2 separate regions of the Mus musculus genome follow, and region 2 is linked to region 1. The links are chromatin loops, found by intact Hi-C in ENCODE. Cell type or tissue: gastrocnemius. All regions are shown on one strand.

Region 1 (2,500 bases):
CCTACAAGGCTATCTCAAATAAGGAGGAGGAGATGTGTACTGAGAGCCTCGGATAACCATGGCTTAAATCTTAATGTAAAAGTTTAAAGGCCCCAGTAAAGATTAAAAACAAGACAATAAAAAGGCATAACCCTGAAGCACCCAGAAAAGGGGAAATGAAAAAAGAAAATCAAAATTTATTCAACCAAACTGAAATTAAACAGTGATAAAGATAGTATTTGAAGAGAGAAATTTGGAAGTGGGGTGAGACAAGGTCTTACTCTGTAGTGCAGGCTGGCCTTGAACCTGTGATCCTCTGAGCAGGGATGAGGTTCATTCGAGACAGTGTTGTCTAGCATGCATGAAGGCCTGAGACTGAGTCCTAGCACCACACAGAATGAGGTATGATGGTGCGTGTCTGAAATCCCAGCACTTTGGAGGTGGATGGCTACACAGTGAGTTCAAGGTAAGCCTGGGCTACATAAGAGCCTGTCTCAAGAAAACAAAAACAAAATAACTTTAGATGTTAAACACAAGAAATAGTTCAGTATTGGGAGCTGGAGAGATGGCTCAGTGGTTAAGAGCACTGACTGCTCTTCTGAAGGTCCTGAGTTCAATTCCCAGCAACCACATGGAAAGAGACAAGGTGTGGGGGTTCATAGGGATGAGAGGGGGATGAGAGGGTACAGAGAGGAATTAAGAGAATACATCATATACATGTATGAAACTTATCAAAGAACTGACAATAAACAAAATAAATGGCTCCATCTACACCCAGTAACCAGAAACTCAGGTTCAATGTTACCCAGACTCAAGGCAGGACCAAGGATAACCTGCAAAATGAAGATCATTTCACTTAGGTCTTCTCACCTCTTGATTTCTACTTAGATCATTGCATCCAACCTATTTTCCTCCCATCCTGCTGACAGGGTCTCCCAGTTTGGGCTGGCTCTCCTGAATCCACGCAATTGTGGTTTCCAGCTCATCCACTAGTTTCTTTCTAGTGCTAAGTAGGATTTTTATTCCATTTCCTGGACATGTGGTATTTTACTTATCCACTCACCAGCAGACAGATATTTAAAATGCCTCCAATAAACACAATTATTTCTTTGAGCACAGTGATAAACTGAAAAGAGTTTCCTACATACACAATGTAAGGTCACGCTAGAGTTTCCTCTGGTCAGACGTTTTTTCCTTTCCTGTCTTGCTAAACACTAAAGGAGGCAATTACAGATGACTGTCATGTCACAGAACATGTATGCTTTCCAGCTAACTTGCATTTGAAATGAGCTGTGACCTGGTTCTAAACGGAGATCCAGATGCTCGGGAGCCCATGTTCCTAACACTGGGCACAGGGTACAGACACTTCCGCAGCCAGCTGTTTTATTCTAGTGACATCTAGTGGCAAAAGTGTTGTCACTTTTAGATGGCTCAGAGGGTTAGGATACCGGCCTCCAAACCTGAAGACTTGAGACTGATCCCAAAGACCCAAAGTCCAATAGCAAGTTTCCAAAATCACACGCCTTTAAAAAACAAACAAGCAAAAAGGAAAAAAAACAAAAACAAAAACCGTCTGGGGCTGAGGAACGAAAGCAGCTCTGTGCTACAGCACTTGCTGAGTAAGCCTGAGGAACCCCTAGCTCCACAAAGCAATCATCACTAAAATCATTACTGAATAATCTAAATTTTGTGACAATAAGTAGAATTCAAATTTACCATCTTCAAATTAGTTTATCCAATACATGGCCCATGCACCCATTCAAGGTCACTTAAAATGCTAGTGTAACACACTCCTTATATCCCAGTCCCTGAAAGTGACTCTGAAGCCAGGGCCTGACCACCAGCAGTTTTTAAGTTTCACCTGGTAACCTGTTAAACATTTTGGAAATAATTTCAGATTGCACCAGACAGTGATCACACATGTCTTTATTTCCAGCACTTGAGAAGCAGAGGAGGCAGATCTCTGAGTTTAAGGCCAGCCTGGTCTACACAGCAAGTTCTGAGACAGCTAGGACTACACAGAGAAACCCTGTCTTGAACCCCCTCCTACCCAAAGACGTTATATATTGAGCATCCTTTCTTCAAAAACCTGAAATGCTCTAAAATGTGAAACTTTTTGAACTCGGTGTCAGTGCTCAGAAGTTTCAGATTTCAAAACACCTAAAGCCTATGAAAATACCCCAAACCTAAAACATTAATATCCCAAGGCATTTAGAATAAGGCGTGCTCAGTCCACACTCGCAAGATGACCAGAGGTTCTTCCACACTCTTCTCATTCTCGGCAACCTTTACGTCTCAGAATAGCTTGTCTTCCCTTAGGTTCCCCACATCTGTGAGCCCTTACCATGTGCTGCCATGACAGGCCCTCCCACCCCCTTGTTTTTTACACCAGGGACTCTTCGTGGGCCATAACCGTGGTTCTGCTTTTGTATCTCTAGCCTAAAGATAGCTGTGAACAAAAAGAATAAATACATTTGTCTAGATGGATGAATAAATATTTTAGACAGCAGAGTTCTAAATC
Region 2 (2,500 bases), 200 kb before region 1:
TATGCCAACATGCCCCGAGTCTTAAAATTAAAAAGGAGGAGGAGGAAGAGGAGGAGGAGGAGGAAGGTATAGCCAAATGGCAAAGTGGTGGTCTAATATGTAAGAATTAGGGTTAGTCCCCAACATTCCCCCAACCCACACAGACTTAAAAATCAGAAAGATGTAGGCAGGTTTGGTGGTTCGTGCTTTAGCTCTTAGGAGGTTGAAGACTGTCCTAAGTTGGAGGTCGGCCTGGACTATCATAGTTGAGTTCCAGGCCAGCCTAGGCTACAAAGTAAGACTATGTCTCATAAAAAGTAAATAAATAAAAGTATTAATTTAGAAGGCTTGGAGAAATGGCTCAGTGGTTAAGAGCACTGACTGCTCTTTTAGAGGTCCTGAGTTCAATTCCCAGCACCCACCGGGCAGCTCACAACTGCCTAATTCCAGTTCCAGGGGATCTGACGCCCTCACACAGACATATATACAGGCAGAACACCAATGCACATAAAATAAAAATAAATTTTAAAAATATTAATCTAGGGGCTGGTGAGATGGCTCAGTGGGTAAGAGCACCCGACTGCTCTTCCGAAGGTCTGGAGTTCAAATTCCAGCAACCACATGGTGGCTCACAACCATCTGTAACAAGATCTGACTCCCTCTTCTGGAGTGTCTGAAGACAGCCACAGTGCACTTACATATAATCAATAAAAAAATCTTTAGAAAATATTAATCTAAATTACATTTTTTTCCCAGAGCAGAGGAAGCCTCTTACCTTTTACAAGACTGAAATCAAGCCAATAAGTAAAGTTAAGGGTGATCTACCATTCCTGGCAAACTAAGTGGGTGAGATGGCTCAGCTGGTAAAGGTGCTTGCCACCAATTTGACTGAGTTCTGTCCCTGAACGGAAAGAGCCAGCTCTACAAAGTTTTTCTTTCACCACACACCTGCTATATGGTTCTTCTGCTATATGGTCCCCCCCCCCGCCCCGACCCCAATATATTTTATTTAATATTTACTTTTAATTTGGTACCCAGTTCTGTGTCACTCCTGCTTACTGCGACACAATTCGTGTGTTGGAGAAAAAAAAAAACGTCCTCCCTGCGCGCAGACCTTGAAAGGATGCACACACAGCCCGCCTTTGTTCAAATTCACCAGGAAGGGAAGACTGAAGAATCCGGACGCAGTTCTGAGAGACGCCGCTTGGCGGCGCTGTGGCTAGCGGGCAGAGTTTTCACCCAGCTACTCATTGGAATTCAGAGAAATCTTGGTCTCTTAGCAACCACACAGCCAAGCTTGCAGAGCACCCAGACTCAGCTGTGGGTTCATCAATCAGTGTGCTCCAAACGCAAAGCTTCTAAACATCAGAGGAAATTCCCCAGCAAATAATACCCGTTACGGGCGCGAAATCGCTACTCAAAATATTGTTTTAAACTATTTTACAAATGTGATCATGCTCAAAAGGCCCCAACAGACCGCCAAATCCACAGCACTTACCGTGGCCTCTCCGTTTTCTGTTCCTTTTTTTTTTTTTTTTTTTTTCTTTGTAAGTCAGCTTCTCATGTATCCTGGGCTGGCTCTGAACTCCCCGATCCTCCTGCCTGTACGTCCCCAGTCCTGGGATTACAGGCACGCGTGACCACACTAGATTTTTTTCATTGCTGGCAGCAACCCCATCTGTTGCTTGGACTTGGTGCACGCTCGGTGAGCTCTGTACAGACCGAGCTCCTGCCTGCCCCTCGGCTGCTTTCATAATTAGGTTCAGAGGACATGCAGATGTCTCCATGGCAATACACGCTTTCCCCTGAGTGGGTGCGCATGTGCAGGGTTAAACAGACAATTTGACTTGGTGTGGAAGGAATTCACTGCAGGCCGGTCTCACTGACCTCAGGCCTCTCAGACCCTCTTTAATTTTTTTGAGCTGCTACAATCTGGTAGGTTCTGGACTTTTCCCAAGTGTGGACATGTCAAGAAGTGCTATCTATTCTTTCGCAGAAGCCTCTTTTAAGAGGGTTTTTGGAGTCCAGTGAGATGATTCAGTGTTTAAGGGTGCTTGACACTGAGCCTGGCTCCTGAGTTTGGTCCCCTAAACCCACAAGGTGGAAGGAGAAAACAGATTCCCATCGTTTGAACTCTGATCTCTATGCATGCTGTGGCGCGCGCGCGTGTGTGTGTGTGTGTGTGTGTGTGTGTGTGTCTATTATAACCCTTATCTAAACCCATGTCTATAACCCCAGCATGTGGGAGGTACAGACAAGAGAGTTAGGAATTCAAGGCCAGGATTGGCTACAGGAGTGTGTGGGAAAACAAAAACCAAACCAAACCAAGTCAAAACAAAGGTATTGCTTTAGTGACTGACTCCATCAGCTCTGAGTTATACAGTAGACGTTACAGAGTTTGGATTGCCTTCATACTTGAAGGACGTGGGATTTTAGCTCCCCAGGGTGACCAAACGCAGGCTGAGGAGGCAGACCTGGAGGTCGGAGGACATCATGTGGTTTGGAGCATGCAACAGTCGAC

What was found. Peaks named below come from ENCODE experiments on the same cell type or tissue, not always from the same donor. Only the 100,000 strongest peaks of a DNase experiment are listed, where the experiment ranks them.
Region 2: a loop joins it to region 1, with 4 times the contacts of the local background. A loop is called at or near these places in 22 of 42 quality-filtered maps.

What each region holds. Positions count from the first base shown.
Region 1 is chr6:134,658,411-134,660,910 of GRCm38, reverse strand. All of the region lies in intron 2 of Borcs5 (BLOC-1 related complex subunit 5), which reads right to left. Among named protein-coding and RNA genes, the nearest start is that of Borcs5, 19 kb to the right of the region's middle. In gastrocnemius, a CTCF peak has its summit at 1,371 (motif pointing left); a DNase peak (open chromatin) is centred at 1,354; H3K4me3 peaks cover 170 bases; H3K27ac peaks cover 442 bases.
Region 2 is chr6:134,862,062-134,864,561 of GRCm38, reverse strand. It overlaps a transcript of Crebl2 not described here. Among named protein-coding and RNA genes, the nearest start is that of Crebl2, 33 kb to the right of the region's middle. In gastrocnemius, a CTCF peak has its summit at 1,181; DNase peaks (open chromatin) are centred at 1,182 and 1,682; H3K4me3 peaks cover 879 bases.